Linked DNA regions of Homo sapiens: region 2 is linked to region 1. Evidence: chromatin loops called from intact Hi-C (ENCODE). Cell type or tissue: breast epithelium. All regions are shown on one strand. Each heading gives the region's core, and the rest is flanking DNA. Links, peaks and the distances in the headings are about the cores only. Region 1 overlaps LINC01418 (long intergenic non-protein coding RNA 1418). Region 2 overlaps LINC01418 (long intergenic non-protein coding RNA 1418).

What was found. Peaks named below come from ENCODE experiments on the same cell type or tissue, not always from the same donor. Only the 100,000 strongest peaks of a DNase experiment are listed, where the experiment ranks them.
Region 2: it touches region 1 in a loop (6-fold over the local background); 3 of 110 quality-filtered maps call a loop at or near these places.

Annotation. Positions count from the first base shown.
Region 1 is chr15:81,906,781-81,922,212 of GRCh38, forward strand. The region is part of intron 5 of LINC01418 (long intergenic non-protein coding RNA 1418); the gene reads right to left. Among named protein-coding and RNA genes, the nearest start is that of LINC01418, 53 kb to the right of the region's middle. In breast epithelium, for the core only: no CTCF peak of the experiment used is centred there; no DNase peak of the experiment used is centred there.
Region 2 is chr15:81,851,991-81,867,422 of GRCh38, forward strand. It overlaps LINC01418 (long intergenic non-protein coding RNA 1418), which reads right to left. Exons shown (of 6, transcript XR_001751640.2): 6 at 7,757-7,991. Among named protein-coding and RNA genes, the nearest start is that of LINC01418, 110 kb to the right of the region's middle. RefSeq lists enhancers at 14,023-14,132, 14,183-14,262. In breast epithelium, for the core only: no CTCF peak of the experiment used is centred there; DNase peaks (open chromatin) are centred at 7,951 and 8,315.

The DNA.
Region 1 (15,432 bases), core at 4,298-12,297:
TTCTAGATACATTCAGGTAGATGCCTTTATTAATAGTGTGGTTTAAAGTGGGGAAGCAAAGAAACTGATAAAGAAATGAGGGGAGGGAGTGGTTGCTTAGCACATAGTACTGAATGAAACCAAAGAAATCAGAAGTCTTCCAAGTTTTAAAGGGAATTATGAATTGCTAAAGAAGCTAACATTAAGCAAAAAAACTGTTCAAGATATAGAACTTTGGCTTCAAGTTGCAGGAGTAAGAAGAGAGCAGAAGCCAGATGCAGTGGTTCACATCTGTAATCCCAGCATTTTGAGAGGCTGAGGTGGGTGGATCACCTGAGGTCAGGAGTTCAAGACCAGCCTGGCCAACATAGTGAAACCTCATCTCTACTAAAAATTACAAAAATTAGCTGGGCATGGTGGTAGGTTTCTGTAATCTCAGCTACTCGGGAGGCTGAGGCAGGAGAATTGCTGGAACCCAGGAGGCGGAGGTTGCAGTGAGCCAAGATCGTGCCACTGCACTCCAGCCTGGGTGACAAGAATGAAACTCCTTTTCAAAAAAAAAAAAAAAGAGAGAGAGAGCAGAAAAAGCTGTGTAGCTCCCAAAGAGAACCATTGCCTCTATACCCACTTCTCATATGGTCAAGGAGGATAAGAGAAAAGGAAGTCTACCAGAGAGAGGACCAAGGACCACAGAGTGCAAGGCTAGAGTAGCCTTTTCCAACCAGGTTCCCTTCCAGGGGAGAATTAAGTCCAAAGCATATCTTGTAAGTAACCAAATTAACTTTTCTCCCTATCTGTCTAGGATGGTTCTAGCTATATACCAAGCTTGGGAGAATTGGAAATAGTCACTGGGATCATTTTCTGCTTTATTTTCTCATGGAACCCCCATTAATAAAGGATTCCAGAGAGTTTCTTCCAGAAAACCAAATCTGTTTCTAATTAGAAAATTCCTCCACTTCCAAGACAGGAGACTTCAGGATTTCAACCTTGACATGCACCAGGAACAGCTATGTGGAAAGTCAACACTTTTGAATTATACTGATGGCTTTGAAAATTAAGTCAACATTTTTTGGGATAATTCAAAAGGTCTTTCAAAATACGCATCTCTTTTAATCCTGCAGTTCCACTTTTAGGATTTCATCTCAACAAAATAAGTTTGTGTATTTGCAAAGAAATTCACTGAAATGTTAGTCATGGAGCAAGTTTCTTATGTGTAGATTTGGGTATGCAAGAAATATCAACATACTTTATAAGCTTAAATCAAACTAAATATAACAGCCTCCCCACACAATCCTACCAAGAAGGTGAGAAATCAGTCTTGGCCCTTTTTGAAACCTCCTCTCTCTTCCTGGGGTCTCTGGTGGGCACTGATGATTTCCTTGTCCAAGCTGGCATGGTCTCTTGGAGGCAATGCACCTTGCCTTCTCTGCCTTGCTTGGAGACAGGATTATTTGCCAACACCAAGAGGCTACTGCCCAAGGTCACCCCTCCGCAGCTGTTCCTGGTGAGGTCCTGCCACCCCCGGGGGCCCTGTCAGGCCCAGACTCACATCCTTCTACTCTCTCTGCTTCCTTTGATGACTCCAAAACTCCTCTTTCAGACAAAGCCCCTTTGTACTTGCTCTTTGCATGATCCCCTCAATAAACTGAGACTTACTCAAACAAAAGCCAGGAAGAATGTCTTCATGCCCCTGCAGCAAAGAAAGTGTTAAAAGGAGGGAAAGTCAAAATGGGGGAGAATGGAACTCAAAGACCTCTTTTCCTTTCATATCCTTCCACAGAGACAAAAATAAAATAGAAAATCATCTTTGTAAATTGTTCTGCACTTTTATGAGAGCGAAGCTATCAGCAATAAACTAAATTATTTGCAATGTAAGGGTTTTAAATTTATTACAAATTATCCAATGTAAGGCATACCATGCAGCTGTAGAGCATACAACTCTACATACACACACACACACACACACACACACACACACACAAAAGCATTTGCCAAGTGATGTGGAGGGGCAACACCCACCCTTTGCCCCTTATTGGAGACTTCTCTCTCTTCTTGGGGTCTCTGGTCCAAGGAATCCAAGAAGCTTACATTGAGGCCAATCTGATGGGCACTCATGGCTTCCTTTTCCAAGCCGGCATGGTCTTGGAAGCAATGAATCTTGCCTTCTTTGCCTTGCTTGGGGACAGGAATATTTGCCAACACTAAGAACCTACTCCCCAAGGTCAGCCCTCAGCAGCTATTCCCAGTGAGGTCAGGAACTAAACATAATGTAGACTATTTAATAACAGGAAAACAACAGAAAAAAGGTAGGAAAGGTAAGAAACAGATGACAAGAAGTATTTAAATATGTTGCCACTTTTATAAACCCAAAGTTTATAGAATAGAAGGGAAACTATAGTGTGCATATATACACATCTATAAGCCTATGCATGCATGTACAAGATATGCAAAGACACCCTGCATAGCACTACACCACATGGTGGAATTACATATTTTTTTCTTTTCACTTTCATCTACGTAATGAAATTTTATAATGACATATTTTACTTTCATGATCAGGTTTGTATACAGAACCCAGAACCCATTTCCCCCCGCTGCCACCCGCGCCCTGCCTCTGTCCTGCTTAGCTTAGGGCTCTGGCAGCTGCTAACTCAGACTTTGGAAAAGCAGAGCCCAAGTCATGTGAATTATAATTGAAAACATTCTTCAAGGGCTTTGAAAGCACTGTTGGTTGTTCATATTGTGCTGAGGATGGGCCTGAGTCTGGGCTTCACAGGGACCCAAGGGAAGGCAGGGAGGGAGCAAGGTTCCTGTCAGATCTAGAGGACCAGGGAAGGAAAGGAAGGGAAAAGACTGAGGAGCAGAGAGGAGGGGGAGGTGGGCAGCAGGATGAAGAAGGAGGGGCCAGGCACTTCCTGACTGTCTTTTTTAAAGAGGAAGCAAAATATTAGGTTGATGCAAAAGCAATTGCTGTTGCATCAACTTAATATATGGAAAAGGCACAGGCTTGGATCCTTGCCTGTTGAATGTAAATAATGCCTGATTCATGATGTGGTGCTGAGTATTTTACAAGAGTGTAATTTTGGAGTCTAGTATTTACCCTGCCCCAAAATTCATCTTACTGTGCATGAACCTGTGGTTACCAAAGTGGCATCAATGAATCCTTATGGCCAAACCAAATTAAAGGTTTCTGAAGTATGGTCTAAGAAAATGAATGCTACGAAGGAGCCCTGGGGCCAACATGGGCTTGCTGCTGACAAGCCCTGGGGCTTCGGGTAAGATTCAGCCTCCTGGCACCACTGTTCTTCCCTGAAATGAGAAGCCGAGGCCAGGCTGGCCCAGGGATTGTCAGGGCCAGCTGTAGGAACCCATGTTCCAAAACCTCCAGAGACCCCCACGGGACCTCGTGTGTGTGTGTGTGTGTGTGTGTGTGTGTGTGTGTGTGTGTGTGTGTCTACAGCTGAAATATGGTTTGCAAACTATGGCACTTGATGACTTTTGCATTCCCTTTCTCAACTGTCGTTTGGTGGTTTTTTAAATTGATATAGAAGCAAGGAGTGATTCAGTACCAACGCTGGAAGAACACCTAAAGCAAGACAGCAGCACAGCACAGGTTCCTGTCCCAGGTCAGCCTCAGCCGCTCCACTAATTATGTCTCCTTAGACAGATAATTTTAGGCGTTAAACATGGATTCATAAGAAGGAAGAGAGAAATAAACAAAGAGAAAGGGAGATTGAGAAGGACCGAGAAGAGAGCAGAAGGGAGGGAGAAGGGAGAGCGCCTGTGATCTTTGGCATTGACAGAACACGGGCTGGTGGTATTATGACTTCCACGGGCCCTGGGTGCTTTTAACTTCATGGGCTTCTTCCTCCATAAAGCAATATTAAATATTCTATTTTATAAGTGCACTGATATAAAGAAAAATATACTCCAGCTCTGATTATATTCATTTTCTTTCTGCTAATTTTAGAAGAAATTAAGGCATTTCCAGGGGCTCCTAAAAGTACAGAGAGCCCTGGGCATTGGGCCTGCTGTGCTTGGTGGGGAAGTCGGCCCTGAGTACCCCCTGTCTTGGCCCCTTATCCACCTTCAGCTCATTCTGGGATGGACTTGTCCCTATCCTGACCCCAAGCTTGAGGCAAATGTCTTAAAAGAGGGATCTAGTTTTAAAATGCCCAGAAGACAGAAAGTTCAACACAATGTTCTGTAGGAATTTCTGTGGATCTCTGGGAGAAAATGATCCTAAAAATGATAAATACATTCGAATTAACAAACTCTCTCCCTCCTCTTCCCCTCTAAATCCCTTCACAACTGTGAGGAAAAAAGTAGACAAATAAACAAATAACAGTTTGGAAGAAATTAACAGATCATTATGGTATGATTTTACTCGGTTTCTGCAAAGTGCAGTTGGCATTCTTTCTAGTGTAACAGGCAATTAAGTCCACAGTGGAGACAAGAGGCAGAGGCTCATTATAAAAATAAACCTGTGACCAGAGCACCAAAAGGGAAGAGGCAGGGCTGCATATCATCACAGTTGGGGCTTTTTTAAAATAACTTGAGCTCAGTCCAAGTGTTTAACACACAAAGTGAGCCAGAGGCCTCAGAAGGCCCCCATTTGAGGACAGGAGTTAACTATGGGAGATCAAAGTAAAAAGGAGAAATGCAGCAGGAGAAAGACAAAGAAAGAGAGGCAAAGGGGCTGTCGGGTTCCCTGCCATGCTGAATGTCAGGGTGAAATAGGGAACTCAGGCACCATATTTGCACAGTACCACCAAAGAAGAGAGTATGAACAATCTTTTGAAGACAGTTGGCACTGGGTGGGTGGGCAGCTTCCATGCTTGCATTTGGAAGGCAGAACACTGCCAAAGAGGTGAAGGGCATTGGCTTGGCAGGGCCCTTGGACAGGCAGGCTTTCAACATTATCACGAGGTTGCTGGGTGACCTGGGTTCACCTCTGCTCACTGAAACTCTGTTTCTTCGTCTGTAAAATGGGGATAATTCCGTTACCTGCCTCTCAGGGTTGTGAAGATTAAATGAGAGCACGCATATGCACTACCCGGTTTAGAATAGGAATTCACTAAGAGGTTGCCATCATTATCATCATTCATAATATTATTATCATCAGTATTTACAGACATAGCCAGCTCTAGCAGGGATACTATGGAGAAGTGGTATGGCAGAGACTTAACTTTTGGTGCTGAGGGCCCTCACTTACAAAGGCGTATTTAAGATTTGGGGGACTGGAGAATAGGACTGGGGAGGAGCCATTAAGATTTATTAATTGTGCTCTTGCTCTCTCTCTCTCTCTCTCACATACACACACACACACACACACACACACACACACACACACACTCTTAAACTACTTCACACAAGTTCCTCATTGCTTGTTGCAGTGAGGTCAGGAGATGAAGCCTCACGTATTAATAACATATTTCTGGATATCACCAGCAAGTGCCAGCTCTCTCTGTCCTCTAAACCTGTCAAACTCTAGCAGGATCCAACGCTTTCTGCACTGACAGCTTGCCACCCTCTGAATCCCACACCCTTCCCTCATTCCCTACAGTCTTCTAGCCACCTCTGAGCTCTCCAAGTGAGAGAGTCTATGACACCAAAGAGTAAACAAAGAAAACAAAGACCTGGCTCCGCTGAGGGGAGAGGCACAGGGCTGGGTAGGATAAGGGATGCTAGAAACAATTCCCAGGACCCCTGCTGACCCAGCCCAGGGCTGACCCAGCCCAGGGGCAGCCCATCCCCAAAAGGAAGCCCTGAAAAATAAGGTGCTGCTGGCCTCCCTCCTTCCTGACCTCCTTCTGTCCCAACTTTCTTTTTGTTGTTGTTGTTTTTTGTTTTTTGTTTGTTTGTTTTTTAGACAGAGTTTTGCTCTTTTGCCCAGGCCCAAGTGAAGTGGCATGATCTCGGCTCACAGAAACCTTCGCCCCTTGGGTTCCAGTGAGTCTCCTGCCTCAGTCTCCCAAGTAGCTGGGATTATAGGCACCCACCATCATGCCCAGCTAATTTTTGTATTTTTAGTAGAGACAGGGTTTCACCATGTTGGCCAGGCTGGTCTCGAACTCCACCCGCCTCGGCCTCCTAAAGTGGTAGGATTACAGGCGGGAGCCACCACGCCCAGCCTCTGTCCCAACTTTCACTGAGCCTCTGCCATCACATCAGACTTGTCTCCTAACTGCTGAGCTATGAGGGTTCATGAAAGTTTCTAACTGTATGTTTAACTTTTTCTGAGAAAAAAAAAAGAGCAAATTCTTATTTCCTTTTTCTAAAGTTAGCCAACTTTTTACTTTTCCCTTCATCACCTGTCCAGCTCTAGCCCTGAATCCTGCATTTCCACATGCTATTCATTGTGAGGCTCATGCTAAAATCAACAGCCAGAGCTGACTACATGCTTACTATGTGCTAGGCGACGTGCTATGCATTTTATATGCATTATCTTTATTATCTCATTTACATATGTTGGAAGCAAAGCTCAGAGAGGTTAAGTTACTTATGCGAAGCCACACGGAAGAAATTAAGCAGAACTCAAAGCTGTCTGACTCCAGCGTTCATGCTTGGAACACTAACTACCCTCTACTAGTTCATTAGAGGCAACTGGGTAAAAGTGGAACTAGGTGTGCCCGTGATAAAGCCTGTGATTAAGTAGTTAAAATGAGGATGGATTCCGGTAAGCCAAACGTACACATAAGGTTTACGGCACTACAGCCTCTGAGAACTAGACAAGTAACAGGCTAGAACTGACACCTGGTGAAGGTGGAAGAGGGTTGGCAGGCTTAACTCTGAGTTTAGCTTGATGAAGCAGGAACAGGATAAAGTCTTGAGTCTGAAAGTAAACAAATTCTCAGCTACATAAACTCTATGGCATTGAATAAAGGTCAGTGGGTTTGAATAAAACCCAAGATATGGATAAAACTTTGAGAATAATCAGAATAATCCAATAAACAGTTCTGGGGAGAGCATCTGAAGTGAGAAGTAGCCCGGATATACAGTAAGTCTGGGGTCCACATGAAGCCCAGAATGTGTCTGAAACCCAGAGACTGGTGAGAGTAAGTAAAACCTGAACACTAATGAAGTCTGGGGCTCGGGTGCTGGCTGAAGTGTATGCTCCACTAGGAATCTGCTCTTCTCTGTGAGGCACTGCTGAAGAGCATTCCTAAAGGACCATGGTCCCCACCAACCAGGAGCCTCCACTGTCCCTCTTTCCTTTCCTGTGGGTGGCACTGCCTTAGGCTAAATCCTCTTCTCTCCTAGAGGCACGAACAAACACTCAGTTCCTTTGACACTTTCCCAGAATGGGACAAGAGAACCCAGTCCATATGCTTGAGGCCACTCATCCTTCCACTTTCTCCCAAGATTCCCACCAGTCCCAAAGAAGTTTTTCTTTTATCTTCTTCTGGGACATAACTGGAAGGAGCCCTTGCCTCAGTGTCCCTGACTTTCAGCCTTTATATAGGAGGACAAAGCTGACCCCAGGTCTCCCAGCTCCATGAGCTTGCAGTTTCCTCCAGGGTCTTGACTCAAACCTCTAATGATGCAGCCTTCTGGAGGGAGGGCCTCCCTTTGCCCAGCATCTGAAAGTGATCAGACAGGGCTTCCCCTAGGTATCTCAGGACAGACAAGCAGCTCTCCTGGCCAGACTGGATTAATACAGTCCCTGAGTGGCTTCAGTCTTCTGGGCCCCACTGGAAGTCAGAGCCTGGGCTCTGGGCCCTGGCTCTGCCCCACAGGTCAGAATCTCACCCTCTGTCCTGTTTTCCATCTCCACCACCAGGGAGTTCCAGGAGATGAGCATGGCCCAAGCTGTTTCACAGACCGCCAGGGGCCCAGGGAGTTCCCAGGATCTCAGTGAGTTCTACTACTAACAGTTTTCTGTATTGGTTTTTACTGCCTGCAGTTTCATTCGAAGAAAGATCTCCACTGTGTTAAAGGGTTTGCGAACCACTGGGCCATATGGTCACTCAAATCCCTTCCAGCTGTGGCCTCCCATCATTCTATGACAAGTCCCTTCAATCAGTCATTCCCGGCACCAGATGTGGGGGGCCCTGCTGGAGCAGGCCAACTCATATTGATTTTCTTCTGGCCCCCAGCCAGGAACTGGCACGGCCTCTGCTCCATGGCACTCCAGGGACCAGCCCCAAGGGAGGCTCTGGTTAGCTCTCTGGCTGATGGACGACAGCTGGCCAAATGCTGGCAGCAATTTCACGGACCTAAAGACTCACTCTCTCCCCTCCTCCATCCAGTAAGATCCTAGTCCTGTCATTGGGCCATGAAGCTTCGGCCAGCTTCCTAATGGCCTTTGGAGCCTCAGGAAGGTTAAAGAAGACAGACACAGCCAGAGGCTGGGACGGCCAGAAATAGCCACTGTGCCCTTTGGAGGGAGAGGTGAGCCTGGGCCAGCAGGCAGCCTCATGAAGCAGGCACAGCTTCAGGAAACCCTGCCCTATGACCAGCTTCACTCTGCGTTGTCCAGCCAGTGTCAGGCTAGAAGCCTGGCTGAGGACAGGAACCCCTGCCAGTGGCCTCTTCCTTGTGTGGAAGCCAGGCCAACACTGAGAATCCCATTGAGCCTGCTCACCTGCTTGGCCTCAATCAGACCCGCATTTAGAATTTGAATCTTGGTTCTCCGACTTATTAGGTAGAAGAGCATGAAAAGTTGTTTTGCCTTTCTGAGCTTCAGTTCCCGCATCTATAAAATGGAGGTAATAACATCTATTTAGCTGGGTTGCTTGAGAAGCAAAACCTAATGCCTGCATATAGTACTGGTTTTTTTATTATTACAATTGTTTGATGAGATGTGTGCATTTTAGCCCATTTGGGCTGCTATAACAAACTCCCATAGACTGGGTGGCTTATTTCAGGGAAATTCAAGATTAAGATACTAGAAGATTTGGTGTCAGGTGAGAGGTCACTCTCTGCTTCATAGAAGGCATCTTTTTGCTGCGTCCTCACATAGATGAAGGGGCAAACAAGCTCCCCTGGGCCTCTTTTATAAGAGCCCTAATCTCATTCATGAAGGTGGAACCTTCCCAAAAGCCCCACCTGTTAACACCAGCATAGTGGGGAGTAGCTTTCAGCACATGAATTTTGGGAGATACTAACAGACCCCAGTAGTGTGCCTCTGATGCTCTTAAAACTGAAAAATCTCTTCCTAAGTGCATTCCTTGGAAGAATCTATAATATAAGCATTTATCACAGAGTTCAGATGACCTCCCCGCCAAGCCCGTCTCCAGTCCCACCTTTTCTACTTACAAGTTGAATGACCTTCACTGAGTCTCTAAAGTAAAGGGGCTCGACTAAGTCAGTAGTTCTCAAACATTAGCATGTGTCAGCTTCAAAACATCAATTTCTGGAGGTAGAGCCATTGGCAAATGATTAGGTCATGAGGGTGGAACCCTCATAAAGGAGGCCTAAGGGAACTCATTCATACCATCTGCCACGTGAGAACACAGCGAGAAGTGCCATCTATGAGCCAGAAAGTGAGTCCTCACCAGACACCAAATCTCCTAGCACTTTGATCTTGGACTTCCCAGCTTCCAGAACTGTAAGAAATAAATTTTTGTTGTATCTAAGCTGCCCAGTTTATGGTATTTTATTACAGTAGTCCAGACAGACGAAGTTTAGCATTTTGCAAGCTGGAGACTTAGGATGGGTGGTGATATGTTTCCAAGGCCTAGAAAGAAAGTCCCTGGTGTAGATTAGGTCTTCAGACCTGAGAACCAGGAGCTCTGAGAGCTGAAGAAGGTTAATGTCCTGCCTCAGTAGTCAGGCATGGAATAAATTCAACTTTTCTCTGCCTTTTTGTCCTATTCAGGCCCACAGCCAATTGAATTATATCTATTCACATAGAGGAGTCCCATCTGCTTTTTACTCAGTCCACCAATCCAAATGCTAATCTCTTCTGGAAACACCCTTGAGACACACCCAGGAATAATGTGCAATAAACTCTCTGGGCATCCCATAGACCAATCAAGTTGTCAGGTAAGATTAACCAACACTGTGACCTTGAGAAAAATGACTTATCCTCTCACCAGTTTTCTCATTTATAAAATGAGGTAATCACAATACCATACCTTATGTAATTTGATGTGGAAACTGGGGTTCACATCCTTAATCCCTCACAACAGAACATCCATTTTGTGCCCAGCCACAAGATGTGGATCATCACTAGCCAAAGCCAGTTACATTCCTCTTTTGTCAGAAACTGTTGCCGGGGTAGGGGGGTGAGTGTTGTGATATAAATTGGTTTCCATCCACAGTTCCTGGCTTTTAACTCCCATCACCCGAGATAGTTTTTTGTTATAATGTTGAATGTGTTCAGTCTCAGAAAATAGAATCTCCTGCCCTCCTTTCACCTTCCCCAAGGCAAAACTCTCATCTTTCCCCATCTTTCTGATTGTGAGTCTTAAGATCTTCCCCAGGGAGGTCCCCACTCCAAACCCTGGAGTAAGGAATGCTGACATCATGAAGCTTCCATAAAACCCAAAAGGTTTGGGTTCCTGGAGCTTCCGAATCCCATGGAGGTTCCAGGAGAATGGTGCATACAGGGAGGGCATGGGAGCTCCATGACACTTCCCCATAGCTCACCCTATGCATCTCTTCATCTGTAACCTTTGCAACATTCCTTATAATAATCCACTAGACATGTTTCCTTGAGTTCTGTGAGCCACTCCAGCAAATTAGTGGTACACAAATGACATGGTTTGGCTGTGTCCCCACCCAAATCTCATCTTGAATTGTAATCCAAATAATCTCCATGTGTCTTGGGAGGGACCTGGTGGGAGGTAATTGAATCATGGGAGCAGTTTCCCCCATGCTGTTCTTGTGATGTGAGTTCTCAGGAGATCTGATGGTTTTATAAGCATCTGGCATTTCCCCTGTTGGTACTCATTCTCTCTCCTGCTGCCTTGTGTAGAAGCGCCTTCCACCATGATTGTAAGTTTCCTGAGGCCTCCCCAGCCATGTGGAACTAAGAGTTAATTAAACCTCTTTTCTTTATAAATTACCCAGTCTTGGGTATGTCCTTATAGCAATGTGAGAACAGACTAATACCAAGGTAGTGGAGCACTGCCATAAAGACACCCAAAAATGTAGAAGTGACTTTGGAACTGTGTAACAGGCTGAGGTTGGAACAGTTTGGAGGGCTCAGAAGAAGGCAGAATGATATGGGAAAGTTTGGAACTTCCTAGAGACTTGTTGAACAGTTTTGACCAAAATGCTGATAGTGATATGAACAATGAAGTCCAGGCTGAGGTAGTCTCAGATGGAGATAAGGAACTTCTTGGGAAATGGAGCAAAGGTAACTCTTGCTATGCTTTAGCAAAGAGACTGGTGACATTTTGCCCCTGCCCTAAAGATCTGTGGAACTTTAAACTTGAGAGAGATGATTTAGGATTTCTGGCAGAAGAAATTTCTAAGCAGCAAAGTGTTCAGAGGAAGCAGAACATAAACGTTTGGGAAGTTTGGCTGGGCATGGTGGCTCATGCCTGTAATCCCAGGAGTTTGGGAGGCCAAGGCGGGTGGATCACCTGAGGTCAGGAGTTCAAGACCAGCCTGGCCAACATGGTGAAACCCCATCTCTACAAAAACACAAAAATTAGTCAGGCATGATGGTGCATGCCTATAACCCCAGCTACTTGGAAGGCTGAGGTGGGAGAATTGCTTAAACCCAAGAGGCAGAGGTTGCAGTGAACTGAGGTCATGCCATTGCACTCCAGCCTGGGTGACAGAGTGAGACTCCATCTCAAAAAAAAAAAAAAAATGTTTGGATAGTTTGCAGCCTAATGATGCAATAGAAAAGAAATACGCATTTTCTGGGGAGAAATTCAAGCCTGCTCCAGAAATTTGCATAAGTAACAAGGTGCCAAATGTTAATCACCAAGACAATAGGGAAAATGTCTCCAGGACATGTCAGAGACGTTCACAGCAGCCCCTCCCATCAGAGGACCAGAGGCCTAGAAGGGAAAAATGGTTTCTGGGCCCTGCATCTCAGTTGCTTTAGTCCCAGCCATGGCTAAAAGAAGCCAACCTATAGCTCAAGCTGTTGCTTCAGAGGGTACAAGCCCCAAGCCTTGGTAGCTTACATGTGGTGTTGGGCCTGCAGGTGCAAAGAAGTCAAGAATTGAGGTTTGGGAACCTCTGCCTAGATTTCAGAGGATGTATGGAAGTGCCTGGATGTCCAGGCAGAAGTTTTCTGCAGGGGTGGAGCCCTCATGGAGAACTTCAGCTAGGGCAGTGCAGAAGGGAAATGTGGGGTCAGAGCCCCTACACAGAGTCCCCAGTAGGGCACTGCCTAGCGGAGCTGAGAGAAGAGGGCCACCATCCTCCAGACCCCATAATGGTAGATCCACAGACAGCTTGCACTAGGCACCTGAAAAGGCTGCAGACACTCAATGCCAGCCCATGAAAGCAGCCAGGATGGGGGCTGTACCTTGCAAAGCCACAGAGGCAGAGCTGCCCAAGGCCGTGGGAGCCCACCTCTTGCATCAGCATGACCTGGATTTAAGACATGGAATCAAAGGAAGTCATTTTGGAACTTTAAGGTTTAATGACTGCCCTATTGCATTTTGGACTTGCATGGGGCCTGTACTCATTTGTTTTGGCCAATTTCTCCCATTGGAATGGGTGTATTTACCCAATGCCTATAGCCCTATTATGTCTAGGAAGTAACTGACTTACTTTCAATTTTACAGGCTCATAGGCAGAAGAGATTTGCCTTGTCTCAGATGAGACTTTGGACTTGGACTTTTGGGTTAATGCTGGAATGAATTAAGACTTTGGGGACTTATGGGGAGGCATGATTGCTTTTGAAATATGAGTACATGAGATTTAGGAGGGTCCAGGGGCAGAATATGATTAGGCTCTGTGTCCCCACCCAAATCTCATCTTGAATTGTAATCCCCATAATCCCCACGTGTCAAGGGTGGAACAGGTGGAGATAACTGAATTATGAGGACTGTTGCACCCATGCTGTTCTCATGATAGCGAGTGTGTTCTCATGAGCTCTGATGGTTTTATAAGAGGCTTCCCCCTTCACTTGGCACTCACTCTGTCCTGCCACCCTCTGAAGAAGGTAACTGCTTCTCCTTTGCCTTCTGCCATGATTGTAAATTTTCTGAGGCCTCCCCAGCCGTGCTGAACTGTGAGTCAATTAAACTTATTTCTTTTATAAATTACCCAGTCTGGGGCAGTTCTTTATAGCAGCATGAGAATGGACTAATACACAAAGAAAGGGTCTTGGGAACCCCAAGTTGAAGTTGATGGGTCAGAAGTTCTGGAGGCCTGGACTTGTGACTGGTGTCAGGTGGGCAGGGGACAGTCTTGGGGACTGAGCCCTCAAGCTCTGGGATCTGATGCTATGTCCAGGTAGATAGTGTTGGAATTGAATTGGAGGATACCCAGCTGGTGCCCGCTATTTGATGTGTGAAGGGAAAAACCCTGCACCTTTGGACACAGAAGTCCTCTTCTGTGTTGACAATTGTTGTGGTGGTGTGAGAGCAGAAAAAAAATATGGTTTGAGAGAGATTTTCCCTACACAAGTCCCTCCCCATTGTTTCAAGTCCCTTCCCATTGTTGCAAGTCCCTCCCCATGGTTGCAAGTCCCTCCCCATGGTTGCAAGTCCCTCTCTATTGTTTCAAGTCCCTCCACATTGTTGCAGGTCCCTCCCCATTTTTGCACTCCCTCCCCATTTTTTCAAGTCCTTCCTCATTGTTGCAAATCCCTCCCCCTCTTGCTGAAGTGACTTCCAGGGGGATTGAAAAGGTTGGTGCTTTTTTTTCCCCTTTATTTTCATCTTTTTCTACTTTGAGGAGCTAGACATTACAGACTAGGGCATTCAAAATCAGTTGCATAAACAGGAGAAGTTAGAAAATTACTGCACATGCCCAGGAAAAGGCATCAGCTCAGAAAAGACCTGAGAGGGTGTTACGTTTACACCTGAGGCTGATTCTTGGCACAGGGACAGCCTAAAACATTTTTAAGCAAAACAAAAGTAAAAAACAGCAAACCCTTGGGGAGGCAGAGAATCTGACTTCCAGAGTTACCACATTATTACATTCAAATTTTTCAACAACAACAAAATCACAAGGCATACAGAGAAACAGGAAAGTATGGCCTGCTAAAAGGAGAAAAACAAACCAACAGAAACTATGTCAACGAAGAAACAGATAACAGACCTGCTAGACAAAGACATTTAAACAACTGTCTTCAAGATGCTCAAAGAACTAAAAAAAAAAGTAGAAGTCCAAAAATGCTGTACAAACAAAACAGAACTATTAATAAAGAGATAGGAAATCCAAAAACAAATTATAGAACTATAAAGTACCATAATTGAAATAAAAAATTCACTAGAGGGAGTCAAAGACTGATCTGAGAAGGAAGAAGTAAAAATCGGTGAAATTGAAGATAGGACAACTGAAATTATTGAGTCTGAGAAAAAGAAAGAAAAAAGCATGAAGAAATGTGAACAGAGCCTAAAGGACCTGTAGAATGCAATAAAGCAGACCAACAAATGCATCATAGGAGTCCCAGGGAAAAAGAAAGAGGAAATGGGGCAGAGAGATTGTTCTCTCTATTGGAATAATGACTGAAAACCTCCCAGATTTAATGAAAGACATGCATATAAATATCCAAGAATCTCAACGAACTCCAAATAAGATGAACTCAAAAAGTCTGACACAAAGACACAGCATAATTAAACTGTCAAAAGTCAAAGGGATGATTTCTTCTCTCTCCTTTCTCTGTTTTGAAAGCAGAGAGAAGAAATGATCACATATGAGGGGTCCTCAGTAAGATTAACATCAGATCTTTCATCAGAAACTAGAAGGTAGTGGGCTGATATATTCAAAGCACACACACACACAACGCTGAGGGAGTTCATTACCACTAGACCTGCCCTGCAAGAAATGTTCAAGGAAGTCCTACAGGTTGAAACAAAAGAATACTCGTCAGTAACCTGAAGCCTTATGAAGAAATAAAGATCTCTGCAAAGGTAAATAACATGGGCAGTTAGAAAAGCTATTATTGTATAACAACAGTTTATAGCTCTACTTTTTGTTTTTAACATGATTTAAGGGACTAAAACATTTTTTAAAAAGTAATTATTAGTCTAAAAGCTAGTATTATTGTAACTTTGGTTTGTAACTCCACATTTGTTTTCTACATAATTTAAGAGATTAATGCAGAAAAACAATTATTAATTTATGTTTTTGGACACATAACATAAAGATGTAATTGTGTGACATTAATAAATGGAAAAGATGGGGTTGGAACTACAAAGAAGCAGATGTTTTGTCTGTTATTGAAGTTGGTATAAATTCAAATTAGAATGTTTTAATTTTAGGATATTAAATGTAATCCATGATAGCTACAAAGAACATAATTATAGAATATACACAAAAGGAAATTATAAGGAAATTAAAACATTTTACTACAAAAAGTCAACT
Region 2 (15,432 bases), core at 3,221-11,220, 56 kb before region 1:
CAGGCCCCACAAAGGCTATCGTCAACACGGTCCTCACTTTTTTTTTTTTTTTTGAGACAGAGTGTCACTCTGTCACCCAGGCTGGAGTGCAGTGGCGCATTCTTGGCTCACTTCAACCTCCGCCTCACGGGTACAAGCGATTCTCCTGCCCCAGCTTCCCGAGTAGCTGAGACTATAGGCACCAGCTACCACGCCCAGCTAATTTTTGTATTTTTAGTAGAGACAGGGTTTCACCATGTTGGTCAGGCTGGTCTTGAACTCCTGACCTCGTGATCCGCTTGCTTTGGCCTTCCAAAGTGCTGGGATTACAGGCGTGAGCCACAACACCCGGCCAGTCCTCACATTTCAAAGTTGAGGACCTCAAAAGGGAGCGAACTTACTAGGACTTGTCCTCACCCTGGGCACCTTGGTACAGGACACCAAAGGATCTTTTGCAGGACTGGGGATTTTTTCTCTCCATTTTTCAGAGATATTTGGTAGCATAGCTATGAGGCTATGAAATCACCTCTTTTCTACATTTCCTTAGTTTTCTTGAGACCGATTGGGAGAAGAGAAACTAGATTTCCTAAGACTGATCCAAAGAAGGGAAGATTTAAGGGAATTTGGAATAAATTTGGCTCTCCTTTTTGCTTTTCTGCGGGAATGAAAATAACATCTAAAAATCTCATCATTAGGCACTGGCTGATCAGGAAAGCATCTCTTCAGCTTCGGGCCCAAATGTGACCCCAGTGGCAGCCTCAGAGAGGTGAGGGCAGGGTGAGGGCAGGATGAGGAGTCTCACTATGAAGAATGGTTCACTTTGCACTTAACACTGAGCAGAGGCTCTTTGCTGTGGGGCCTCACACTTTAACATAAATGTCTGCATTCACTAGCCCAATTCAATTTTATTTTACTTCATTTTCTAAGCTAATGTAGTATTTTCAATATGATTCCACAGTGTCTTGGCATAGGAAAGACCATGATGTCATATTTGAACTATTCATTATGATTCTAATATGTGAGGGGAAGTGGCCAATTCTCTTCTGGCTCCGTGTGTGATGGCAGTATGAACATTCTCTATCCTTTTACGAGTAAATCAAGTCAGAAAAGACCTATAATTTCCCCCAAAGAGGGCTGAAGCAGACAGCCCACATAAATTCTGAGTTGCTTACTTGCAGGATATATAAACTTGGTAATTATTTTTAGGACTAGATAACTGTGATCAAATTAAAGTGCTCTATTGATAGAAAAGAGGGAAAGAGAGGGAATAAAACAAAGAAATAAGAAAATTGAATCAGTCTCAGGAATTTCATTCTCAGGAGGGAGAGAGGAAAGAGAAGAGATGCCAGAAAAATAGAGTTGCAGGGATAACTTCCATGCGGGTTCCTTCACAAATGGGCCCCTAGAGTCATAGTCCATTAGTCCTGGAAGAAACTGAGGCCCAGAGATAGGCGGTAACTTGGCCAAATCTCTTGAGGGAGTTATGCCAGAATGAGAATAAGGAAATAAGTCTTCTGCCCTCAAGTATAGTGGTCAACTGTTCACCTTTCACTTGAGCCCTCAGAGTTTCAGGAGCGTGTGTATGAGTGGGGTTCACCTGAGTCATTTTTGCTATTCCTTAACTTAGAGAACTGCCTTTCAGACACCAGCTTTTTGCCACTACCTAAAACAACCCCAAAAGGGCATTTTCCCTCAAGAGCAATGAGGGGGTGGGAAGAGGAGGATGCAGGACCAGAAGGTCAGGATCCTGTCTCAGGCCTTCCTGCCCTGTGTTCAATGAGTCTTGGTCTTCTTTTCAAGATAAATGAGCCCCTCACACCTGCCCAGCCTGTCTCACAGAGTTAAGTGAGAATCAAGGAAGGAGGGGGCAGGAGAAGTGTTCCATCAATTGCATAAAGTGTAAAACAAATGTTTGGGGTTGACAGTGTTGCTAGTGAGATTAAGAACATGATAGATGCCAGGCACAGCAGCTCATGTCCATAATCCCAGCACTTTGAGAGGCCAAAGCAGGTGGATCACTTGAGCCCAGGAGTTCAAGACTAGCCTGGGCAACATGGCAAAACCCCACCTCTACAAAAAATACAAAAAGTATTCAGGCATATGGGCATACCCCTGTAGTCTCAGATACTCAGGAGGCTGAGCTGGGAGGGTTGCTTGAGCCTGGGAGGCAGAGGTTGCAGTGAGCTGAGATTGCACCACTGCACTCCAGCCTGGGTGACAGAGTGAGACACTGTTTCAAAAAAAATAAGAAAGAACATGATAGAGAGGGTCTTCCAAAAAGAGTATAGGAGCCACGGCCTTAGGCTTTGGGGTCATTTGTGCATGCAGCTTGGCAGCTGGAAGAAGAGGGCCCAGAGACCAGATCCTTCCCCAAGAAAGGGAGCCAGAGGAGCCAGAGGCTCGGACGAATGGATAAGGCTGCTAGGACAATGTTCTCCAACAAGATGCTGGAACCTCCCTGAGGAGGGTGCTATATCCTGCATGCCTAGCTTCAGGTCATGCCCAGCCCCAGGTAAACCAGAGTTACAGCTCACTCAGTTCCAAAATTATCACAAAAGGTGAGACTCACAGAGCCAACTTTTCCTTTGAAAATCCCAACTCAATGAATCTAACACATCCTCTTTGTTTTGTATTGGATTGGAACAGATTGAGGTCTCCCTGGTTGGGCCGCTGAAGAAGTAATTTGGCCTATACTGTGCAAAAAGTATGCAAGTTTAAAGACTAGAATCATACTCAAAGGGCTGAGATGGTCCAAGTCTGGGAGGCTGTGGAGATTAGGTGGGCTGAGAAGGCAGACAAGTCATGTTCTCCAGCTATGCAAACTCAGGAGAATAAGCTCACTGAAGAGAACAACGGGCGAAGACCCCACTACCATTTTAATGTTCCCTTTCTCTCTCCTCTCCTTTCCACTTGGGTTTATAGCAGAGTTACTTATGTGAAAGATGCCTTCTATGAAAACGTGTTGGAGCCCTGACCCAGTCTCACTGGATCATTCCCCTCAACTTTGTAGCCTGTTGAGATCTCTCCAGCACCAAGATGTGTGTTATGAGCTGGCTCAGTCAGTGGGCTCAGGAATGGTCATGGGGAGCCCCTAACTGGGCTCTCTAGGGATCCTTTTCACCTTTATGGGTAGGTGTTCTAGACAGCCAGGTGGAAGCCTTCTGCCATCAGTCTTTCCATAAGTCCCAAGGCAGAACTTGTATCAGACCCCCAGCAAAGTACTCAGAGGGATGTGTTGAAAATTACTCTAGTTAAAGAACCCCCTATCTCTTTCCCTGGCTCTTCAGACAAGAGCTGTCTGAGCTGAACAAATCCCATCCCCTCCAGGGCTCTATAAATAAGAACAATTGGACTAGATGATCTCTAGCCATCTCCTGTCTCCCATCTGGACCAACAATGTGTTGATATAGGCTGGAACTAGACAATTTCAAAAAGAGGCAACAGGCTGGACACATCCATCTTCAGCTACACATGACTACAACCCTGAAATTTTTTAAGCATCAATTTGGAGCCCCAGATTGAAAAACATGGGAATAAGATGTGACTGAGATCCAAGGCCCTAAGTGAGGGGCTAGGAGTGCTGCTTTACTACTGAATACAAGTCCCTTGTTTATTGCATTTAACAAATATTTAGGTAGCACCTACTACTGCCAGACATTGTTCTGAGATTTACAAATATCAATTCACTTAGGCCTGGTTCCAACCCCATGAGGAAGGCACTATGATTATGTCCATTTTACTGATGAGAAAACTAAGGCACAAAGAAATTAAGGAACTTGCCTGAGATCATACTGTTAGTAAGTAAGGACTCATTAGCATATTTGCTCTGACATTAATATGACTAATGTTCACATCAAGGGGCTGGAGAGTGGGAAGCAAAATCCCCGGGGAGGAAAAAGGAAGAAAGCTGGGAAATCCACCCAGGCTCTTTGACCTGCAAGCCCATTCTTGAGCCACCTCCACTGCATTTCTTATCATTTGCTGTATTGGTCCGTTTTCACACTGTTAGTAAAGACATACCCAAGACTGGGTAATTTATAAAGAAAAAGTAGTTTAATGAACTCACAGTTCCATATGGCTGAGGTCTCACAATCATGGCAGAAGACGAAGGAAGAGCAAAGAGACGTCTTACATGGTGGCAGGCAACAGTGGAGTCATGCAGGGGAACTCTTCTTAATAAAACCATCAGATCTCGTGAGATGTATTCACTATCACAAGATCAGCACAGGAAAGACCCGCCCCCATGAGCCGATTACCTCCCACTGGATCCCTTCCACGACACATGGGAATTGTGGAAGCTACAATTCAAGATGAAATTTGGGTGGTGACACAGCCAAACCATATCATTTGCTTTTTCAAAAGATATGAATGGGCATTTTTCCAACTACGAAATGGAGGTCTGGATGGGGTTTCCATGAAATGTTGCAGGCAGCTGGCTATAAGGCTTCCCGGAGCCTTTACTCTGCTGCTCTGCATTATGATCTCCAAGGCAGCATGATGGAATGCAACTTCTCCCAAACATGTTTGCCAAAGGAGCCCCTCCCTTTTTTTTTTTCAAGGAATATCTCAAAAAACTAAAATTCTAACATACGCACTTTGGAAATATCAGCTTGATCAGTGGAAAGTTGATCGTGTTCATTACATCTGCCAAATGTAATAATCAGAACCCTATGTCCCATGGGCCTCCTCTGTCTTTCACAGGACTAACTTGCCACTTACTGCTACAGTTATGGGCATTCTTGTCTTACCTCCACTACAAATCAAATGGGGAACTTCTCATGGCAGAGCCTTGTCTGGTTTATCTCAGTAGTCTTCACAGTATTGAACACAGTTTCTTGCACACAGCAAGCACTCAGATGTTTGCTGAACAAATAAGTGAGCATGTGTAAACTATTTCCATATGAGAACCACAGAAACTGGTTTCCCAAGGAAGGAAAGAGAAAGCCATAAAATTAAAATTCAAGGCATCCATTTTTGGTTGGGTTTTTATGGTGATGATGGTGTGAAAAAAAGCAAAGATCATGAGAAAAATCTTATTCTCACATAAGAATTAGTTTGTTGGTAACAGAAAGGGTAGGGGAGCAGGGAAATAAGTTGCAGGATTACCGAACATTTAAAACTGCAGGGGACATTCCACCTCATACCCATTAGAATGGCACCTAGTTTTTAAAAGTACGAAAATAACAAGGATGTGGAAACATTGGGCCCCTGTGCACTGTTGGTGGGAATGTAAAATGGTGCAGCTGCTATGTAAACAACATAATGGTTCCTCAAAAAACAAAAAATAGAACTACCATATGATCCAGCAATTCTACTTCTGAGTATCTACCCAAAAGAATTGGAAGCAAGGTCTTGAAGAGATATTTGGACACTCATGTTCAGAGCAGCATTATTCACAATAGCCAAAAGGTGAAAGCAAGCCAAGTGCCCATGGACAGATGAATGAATACACAATATGTGGTATATACCTACAATGGAATATTATTCAGCCTTTAAAAAGAAGGAAATTCTGTCCCAGGCTACAACATGGATGAACTTTGAGGTCACTGTTCTAAGAAAAATAAGCCAGTCACAAAAAGATAACAAAATGTGTTATATACCTACAATGGAATATTATTCAGCCTTAAAAAGGAAGGAAATTCTGACCCAGGCTACAACATGGATGAACCTTGAGGTCATTGTTCTAAGTGAAATAAGCCAGTCACAAAAAGAGAAATACTGTATGTTTCCACCATATGAGGTATCTAGAATCTAAATTCACAGAAACAGCAAGCAGAATGGTGATTACCAAGGACTGTAGGGAGAGAGAAAATGGAAAGTTGTTTAAGGATATAGATTTTCAGTTTGTAAGATAAAAAGAGTTCTACAGATGGGTGGTGGTGTGGTTGCACAACAACGTGAATGTACTTAAAACGACTAAACTGTACACTTAAAAATGGTTATGCTCTAACCATTTTTATATATTGTGTAAATTTTATGTGTGTTTTACCACAATTAGAAAAAAAACTGAAGAAGACATTGAAGATACACCAACCAGAGCCTAACATTGATATGCGAGCAAACTGAGGCCCAGAGGTACATAATGACATCCTCTAAGCCAAAATATATCAATCTTCAGACTTTAATAATACTATCAAGGCTATAAATACAAGGGATCATTCACAGGTGACCTCCAGAAATTATTTTTAAGAAAATGTTATTATAAGTAAGCAGGAAAAAAATCAATCCCTTATTAGATTCTCCTCCAATTTGGAAAGAGCATAGGACAATCTGATTTGGAAGGGCCAAAGGGCAATATTGCCATCAGTTCTGAGCTCCCGAGCAAGCCCTCCCTCTTACATCACCCTGCTCCTATCCAGTTGCCTGGTCCAAGCTCAGATCCAGGCTGTCTAATGGGAGAGTGACCCGCAACTGCCAAGCCCGAGTTTCCATCCGTCTGTACCAAGCCCACAGAGTGACGAGGCTCACAGTAGAGAAACTGCAATTTCCATTGCTCGCCAATCAGCCAGCCTGCTTGGTGGATCATTTTTCAGCAATCTTGGTAAGAATTGAAGTAAAAATCATGTTTTTTACTCAGATCTAAACCAAATTGTCAGCAGCTGACTTCCTCAGCCTAGGCACAAAACTGCAGTCATGAAATGTGAGAAGGAACAAAGGCCATCGAGCCAGAATATTTTCTGGTTTCCTGTGAAATATCATGTTACCTTCCCATGTCCTGGGGTTCTCTCAGTGCTGATGGAAAGAAACCTCAGTCAGCTATGGGCAGGGGGCAAAGAGATGCCACTGAAATTCAGGGCCCGGGCTAAACCCTACACACGGGTGAGCTCAGGGGACAGTTGTCTTTAAGTTCTTCTGAGGTCAAGGATATTTGTTTGTGGATATGAATGTTTGCTGAGAACTGGCTGCAAGAAAGTGGGATGTTCCCACACACTGCTCTTTAGAAAAAGTCATGATTGATGCTGCACTAGCCCTGCTCAATTTAACCAGATATGCCAACAACACCTGTCTGAAAAATTTGGTCATGCTCTTCTTGCTTAATGGAGGACAGACTTACATATAGACATTTGGACCAAAATAGAGGGAAGGTACCAGAACACAAGACAAAAAAAACTATGTCTTTGTAAGCAAGAATAAACAGCAAGTCGAATTTCTAATGTCTTTCATACAGAAGGGGCAATGTTTACTTTTTTTTCCCTTTTCTTTTCTTTCTTTTTTTTTTTTTTTTTTTTTGGAGACAGAGTCTCACTTGGTTGCCCGAGTGCTGCTGGAGTGCAGTGGTATGGATCACAGCTCACTGCAGCCTTGACCTTCTGAGCTCAAGCAATCCTCCCACCTCAGCCTCCTGAGTAGCTGGGACTAGAGGCTCAAGCCACCACACCAGGCTAACTTTTTGTAATTTTTGTAGAGATGGGGTTTCACTACATTGCCCAGGCTGGTCTCGAATTCCTAGAGTGAAACTCCTGAGCTCAAGCGATCCTCCCACCTCGGCCTCCCAAAGTGCTGAGATTATGGGTGTGAGCCACCACACCCAGCCAATACTTATATTTTTTAAACACTTTTATTCATCTTATCTCATCTGACTCTCACAGTATGAATTGGTGCTAGTTGTAGTAGTAGCATTAGCAGTAGTTGCACCGTTGTACAAACACTGAGGCCCAGAGAGGTTAAAGAAACTGGCCAAGGTCATACAGGGGATGACAAAGTCAAGATTAGGAGAAGGTTGAACCCTCATTCTGTCCAATTCTCCCTATACTGGGAAGATTCAGTTGTACGTATATGACTTCCAGACAGTATTTATTAGATTCAATGGATCTTAAAGATGACATTCAAGTGCCTTGCTACAGAGAAAAAATTACCCAAAGCGTGATTTCAGTCAGTGAATCCATTCTAAAAGAAGTTCTTTATGGCTCCCCGGGCTCGCTGCCTGCAGGGTGAGAGGGCTGCCAGGTGCACGATGGTTCCTGGAGTACAACCCCATGACAGAAGCAGACAGGTGCTGGGGCACAGGTTTCCTGCAACACAGGAGTCCATTCAGGTTCATTGTAAACAACTTTTAATAGCAGAGTGTGGCTATTAATAGCTTCTATTGCCATGTCCAGAAATCAAGTAAAAATTTATAGAGTAAACCAGCAACATGCAGTTTGGCCATTTCCATATTAATTTTCAAAACCAGCATTTAATCTATCCCCAACCTTCTCTCACACTAAACTAGAAAACAGTCTTCCAGGGCAGAATCCTGTAACTGACAGGGCTGTGGCACACACACAGCTCTGGCTCTGACCGCAGGTGTTGGCTTCTGCCATCTCTTGCTCAGCTTCATTCCAGGTGTTAAAAGCCTTTGCCTACCACAGCCTCAGCACAGCACAGCTCCTGAGCTCATCTTGACCAGGCAAAAGGGTACGTTTGGGAGCCTTGGCTTCTCCTGTGAATGTGGTGTACAAAGAGTTTTGCTGCTACAGATCTGTGCACGCAAACGGGTATTCATGCATGTATGCACACACACACACACACACACAGAGCACACACTTCAAAGAAGAGGGGCCTGGAACGTATTAAGTATCAACTAAGACACAAAAATGAGAATCCATTTCCTTCCCCAGGATGAGGGTTGAACTTTGAATAGAAGGAATGAAGCAATTTTAAAACCTCTTAGACAGGGGCTGTTTTCCCAGCTAATTCCACTACGCTGGTAAACTTCGGGTTTGCTAAGCATATTGATTTAGACCTGCCCATGAGGTATTATCATAGTCACATTTCACTGAAGCTAAGAAACCACAACTTGCTAACAAATATAATTAGTTTTATATTTGTTTAAGAAAAAAAGAGTCACTTCCAATTAAACTATGGCAGGCTATCAGTGGTAAGAGGTCACTCAATTTAAGAAATGTTAAAATGTAGAAAAAGTGACTTAGAAATGATAAAATAGTGTATGTTCATTTTGGTCACACAACTAGCATGAATCTCAGATGTAAATCCAATTGTATCTGACTCCAAAGTCAAGATTCTTTCTACAAAACAACAGTATCACGTTCCAGCCTCCCAATCCAACCTTTCAGATGACAAGGCCTTCCAGAACCAACTAGATTCCCTAGAACATTATGTATTAAAGAGTTGATTCCAGGCTGGACATATTGGTTCACGCTTGTAATCCCAGCACTTTGGGAAGCCGAGGTGGAAGGATCACGAACCCAGGATTTCGAGACCAGCCTGGGCAGCATAAGGAGACCTGTCTCTACCAAAAAATATACATATACTTTTCAATTAGCCAGGCATGGTGGCACATGCCTGTGGTCCCAGGTACCTGGGAGGCTGAGGTGGGAGGATCTCTTGAGTCCAGAAAGTCAAGGCTGTAGTAAGTTGTGATCACACAACTGCACTTCAGCCTGGGAGACAGAGTGGGACTCTGTCTCAAAAATAATATCACTAATAATAATTCAATGAAGAGCTAATTCCCACCACAGGGAGCAGCAGCATAGCAAGGCAGCTCCCCCAGCCCAGGGCTGGGTTTGTCTCCTCCTGACTGCCCATTTCACCAAGGTCCTCTGTGCCTTATGCCTGGGCCTGCCCAACATGACAGCAGGTCTACAGGTCTGCGCTCTAATGCAGTGATGCCAAAGAGATGCTGGAGGCATTTTTTTTCTAGCACAGTAGACCAGGGTTCTTAATAGAATAGACCAGCGCTGTTGATATTGGGCTGGATAACTCTCTGTTGTAGGGGCTATCCCATGAACCTTAGAGCATCCCTGGCCTCTACCCAGTAGATATCTGTAGCACTCTCTGAGTTGTGACAACCAAAAATGTCCTGAGACACTGCCAAACCTCCCCTGGGATGGGGTAAGAAGCAAAATTGCCCCCAGTTGAGAACCACCAAAATAGACCATTTTGGGCCTCTTTTTTACTTAAAAAAAAAAAGTCAAGCCATTTCCTTAGCACCCCACCTTAGCCTCCAGAGTGCTGCCTTGCATCTATCTCCACCACAAATGGGAAAAGGAGAGGAAGCAGAACACAGATTCCAACTACGCTGCAGGTCCACAGTGATTACATTTGCCAATCAGGAAAAGTACAGTGTGAAAAGAAGGTTCCTCCCCCTTCCCATTAACTATTTTGTCAATGGCACATTATTTGTTAAATAGATCATATTCTAGTTGTAACCCACTTCTGAAGGATCAAGCTGCAATTTTACAGCTTGACACCAATAGTCTCTAAAGACAATCTGGCTTTTATTTCTTGAACATAATCTTCACAAATGCAATTAGTGAAGTAACATACAACCCAGTTGTTAGAATAACTGACAAAGAGTCTACAACTGGGTAACATTCCCACTTGTGTGGATTCAAGTTCAAATGTTTTCTCCTTTCCGTTTCCACCTTAGTAACTCATTTAATCTAAACAATGGCTGGATCTAAATTAGAAGCAGAGTCTAATGGCTTGATTTAGATTCTAGGGAGTTAATTCTCTTAGGATGGGATTTGAGATATCAGCTGAGTTCTCATTTACTCCCTTTCAAGCAAATCCCTGAAGCATGAATTTAGGAGTAAGTTTAAATAGTCTTTGTATAATTTTAATGGTTATTAGTTTGTATTATCTTTCTTGTCAACTGCCTAGAGGCACACAGTGTGTTGTTATAACGCTAAGGTAAGGCTAAACTAGCCCACTAGATACTAAGGATGAAGGTGCAGTCAGCAAAATAGAGCCTTATCCTGGTTTGCATATACTGTATTTTTTCTCCATGGCTATGCAAATTACCCCAGAAGGAAACTGCATCTGAGATCCAAGAAAACTAAGAAAATAAATATTTAGTCAGGGCGAAAGGGTTTCTATTAAACAGGAAAAAAAAATTTTGACCCATGTATTCCTTCATTCATCCATTTATTTCTTTTTCATTTTAAAAATATATATTAAGCCCCTACTCTGGGTCAGATGCTATGCTAGGAACAGGGGAGATAATAGAAGCAATTTAAACAAGCCCTCAGAAAGCCTATACTTGGAATCAGACAAATAAGTATTATTGAATGGGGTGATTATTGTGATGTGAAAAATATATGTAATATGGGCAATAAAAAGCATTAACTTAATCTAGGAGAGGTGGGGGAGAAGGGCGGGAAGATTTTCTGGAGGAAGTGATCTTTAGGTTGAAATTGGAAGAGAGAGTGACTCCTTCCATCACAGCTAAGGGATGGGGCAAAGGAAACGTGTTCTAGTCAGACAGAACCTTGAACTACAGATTGTTAGAGGTTGACAAGACCTGAGAAACTTCCTGATGCAATGTCTTTATTTTAAGTATAGGAAACTGAGGTTCTCTGGACACCACTAGCAGAGCTAGGACTAAACCAACTCTTCTGACTCATCCTCCACGGTTTACTCCATTACACCAGGCTTCCACGTGGCTAGAATGACTGGCCAGCTTATTTCTCCTGATTTGTGCATTCTTATTGCCATTTAAGTATGTATAGACAACCTCTATGTGCTCCTGATGATAAAAATGTGAGTTAGTCACACACTCTGCCTTCAAGAACCTTATAGTAAGTCACTGTGATAAAAGATAAAAATTGCTTAATGCAAAAGGAGAGGTTCTGGTGAGGATGTGAGGCACCCCTTAGTTCAAGCTGCTAGAAAAAATTACTGTAGACAGGGTGGCTGAAACAACAAATAGTTATTTCTCACCATTCTGGAGGCTGGGAAGTCCAAGATGCCAGCAGAGCTAGTGTCTGGTGACAGCCCTCTTCTTTGCAGATGGCTGTCTTCTTGCTGTTCCCTCACTTGGTAGAGACGAGAGAGAAAGCGGGAGAGAGAGGGGGCGGGAGAGAGAGGGGGCGGGAGAGAGAGGGGGCGGGAGAGAGAGGGGGCGGGGGAGAGAGAGCGAGCTCTCATGTTTTTTTAAAAGACACTATCCCATTCATTAGGGCTCCACATTCATGGCATTAATTACCTCCCAAAGGCCCCACCTCTTTTTTTTTTTTTTTTCCAATGGAGTCTCGCTCTGTCGCCCAGGCTGGAGTGCAGTGGCGCCATCTCGGCTCACTGCAAGCTCCGCCTCCCGGGTTTACGCCATTCTCCTACCTCAGCCTCCCGAGTAGCTGGGACTACAGGCGCCCGCCACCGCGTCCGGCTAATTTTTTGTATTTTTAGTAGAGACGGGGTTTCACCGTGTTAGCTAGGATGGTCTTGATCTCCTGACTTCGTGATCTGCCCGCCTCGGCCTCCCAAAGTGCTGGGATTACAGGCGTGAGCCACCGTGCCCAGCCCAGGCCCCATCTCTTAATATCATCAGGTTGGGGGTTTGGATTTCAACATATTACTTTGCGGGGGGACACAAACATTCAGTTTATAACAAACAGGAATTCTCATTCATTGCTGCTGGGAATGCAAAATGGTGTAGTGACTTTGGAAGACAATTTGACGTTTTTTTACTCTTACCATAAAATTCAGCAATCATATCTTTGGTATTTACCCAAAGGAGTTGAAAACTCTTGCCCACACAAAACCTGCACATGGATGTTTATAGCAGTGTTATTTATAATTCTCAAAACTTGGAAGCAGTCAAGATGCCCTTCAGTAGGTGAATGGATGAATAAACTATGGTACATCCAGACAATGGAATATTCGTCAGTGCTAAAAAGAAATGAATCATGAAAAGATATGGAGGAACCTCAAATGCATATTACTAAGTGAAAGAAGCCTGTCTGAAAAGGCTACATACTGTATGATTCCAACTATATGACATTCTGGAAAAGACAAAACTATGGAGACAGTAAAAGGGTCAGAGGTTGCCAGGGGTTGAAGAGAGGAGGGATTTTATGGGAGACTATTTCGTACAATACTATAATGGTAGATACAAGTCATTTACGTTTGTCCAAACCCATAGAATATAGAGCATCCAGAGTAAACTCTAATGTAAACTGTGGGTGACAATGTTGTGTCAGTGCAGGTTCATCAGTTGTAACAAATGTACCACTCTAGTGCAAGATTTTGATAGTGGGGGAAGCCATGCGTGTGTGACATATGTGAGGGGTGACAGTATATGGGAATTCTCTACTTTCCACTTGATTTTGCCATAAACCTAAAACTACTCTAAAATAGAGTTGATTGAAAATTGAAAAATAAAAGAGAGGTGCAGATATGAAGGCCGCAACATTTGATTGGTGTTGAAAGTATGTATTAATTAGAAGATAATATATTATTGGAATCAGGAGATCCCCAAATATCAGTAGCTTAAATAACAGTAAAGTTTAGTTCTCTGTCACATAACAGTTCAAGATGAGCACTTCAGGAAGCTCTGCTCCAATGGCCATGTATCCCAAGGATGTTGTCCTCATCCACTAAGTCCAAGGTATGTAGACCAATCCAGGGTCCAGCTGCAGAAAGGGAAAGAGGACTCCTTCTGCCTTAGTCTGTCCCTCCCGAAGTGAAATATAACCTCCACCCCCGTTCCATGGGAGAGAACAGAGCCAGATGGCCTCAAGGGATTCTGGGAAATGCATCCCTACCTAGACAGCCATGGGCCCAGCTGCACATCTATTACTATGGAAAAGGGAAAATGGACTTTTTAAGACAGCCTACGGTCTCCAGCACCAAAGGGACTTCAATTATGTAAAAAACAATAAGATAGCTCTCTATTCCCCAAGGATCTGAGAGTCTTAGATAACGCTAAATTCTAGCCCCAATGGGCCGGGCGCAGTGGCTCAGGGAGCCACTTTGGGAGGCCGAGACGGGCGGATCACGAGGTCAGGAGATCCAGACCATCCTGGCTAACACGGTGAAACCCCATCTCTACTAAAAATAGCAGGGTGTGGTGGTGGGCCCCTGTAGTCCCAGCTACTCGGGAGGCTGAGGCAGGATAATGGCGTGAACCCGGGAGGCGGAGCTTGCAGTGAGCCGAGATCGCGCCACTGCATTCCAGCCTGGGCGACCGAGCCAGACTCCATTTCAAAAACAAAAAAAAAAAATTCTAGCCCCAAAGTCTAGAAAAACCTGTCCCTGTAAGATTTCCCCAGGCATGCATCCACACGTGCACATCAACAGGAGAATGAAGGTGGTGCTCTAGCACACTGCTTTTCTGGGCTGTGTCCGCCCAGACCCTGCAAGGCAATTGTGTTGGGGAGAAGGTGGAACTAAAGAGATACAGCAGAAGGAAGCCTAGAGATCGTGGAGTCCATCAGCTCACCCCTTGAGAAAAGAACACTGACCTCTGGAGGACTTAAGTAGCTGGTCAAAGGCATATAAAGGTTTAGTGCAGAGCAGAGAGAGCTCCTTAGACTCCTAACTCTGAGTCTTTATTCTTTCTGCAGCGTTCTCACCATGGGACTCACTGTCTGAAACCCCTGGAGGAAGTTTGTGACTGATGATCACCAAAGCATGACCTGAGATTTTCGAGAGGCGGTACCCTCTAAGCCAGCAAGTGACAGATGCAAAAGGAACTGAAAAAGAGGCAGCAAAAATCCTACTTTCCAATGTAACGAACCAGGGTTCCTCTGAATATTATCATTCCCTTAGCATTTCAAGGACTTAGTAATAACCACAACCCTCCACTCTCATTATTTTTAAGTTTGCTTAATGTCTTTACTTAAATAAAATTGTTTTAAAAAGAAAGTTTATATCCCTGCCACAAACAGGAACCTGTATAATTTGTCTTAAATGGAAAGTAAAATATGAAAATAAGTAACCATTACAATAAAAAAGACATTCCTGTATGTACTACCTAAAATCTTCTTGCTTGTCATCAGGGGAGCGCACGAGGGAAACACTGTCCTAAACCATAAGGGTGACTTTGAGTTACAAAGAGCTTCACCCGGCATCCATGGGCATCCCAGGTTTCTCACTGAGAAGTTTCAAGCACAAGGATGAATGAAAACCAAGGACCAAAGCAAGCATTATGGTAAGTTCCGCTTGAAGAACATAACAAAGTGAAGTGGAGGCACGCATTCACCTTTGCCATCCTGGGAAGATGGCGGAGGCTGAGTGGCCATGTCACCCTGGGACACACACAACAGCACACAGCCTGAGAAGGTAATGGATGCCCATTCCGGGACATTCAGGGCTGGGTCAATGTCCTTTGCCAAGCATGACCTGGCAGCCTGAGTTTTAAGTTTAATACCAGAGACTCCAGGTTCCTAATGCAAGGCCGGGTCCTGAGAGTTCTTTAAACTGTTCAACTCTGTTGTGCTAAATGAATGGGAAGAAACAAGTGTAATGAAGTGAGGGGAAAAAAGTCTTATCAAAGTAACAGCTGGTTCTAGCATTTCTTTTGGGAAGGCAACTGTGTTCATTAAGGAAAATAACTTGATATGTATTTTGAGTTGAAGGTGATTGAGGGGCTTGAATGAGTCCCAAACTACCAAAGGAGAAATAGGTTTGATGATCCAGAGACAGGAGGAGAAAGGAAGAGAGAGACAGAGAGAGATAGAGAGACAGAGACTCAGAGAGAGAGAGAGAGAGAGAGAGAGACTCAGAAAG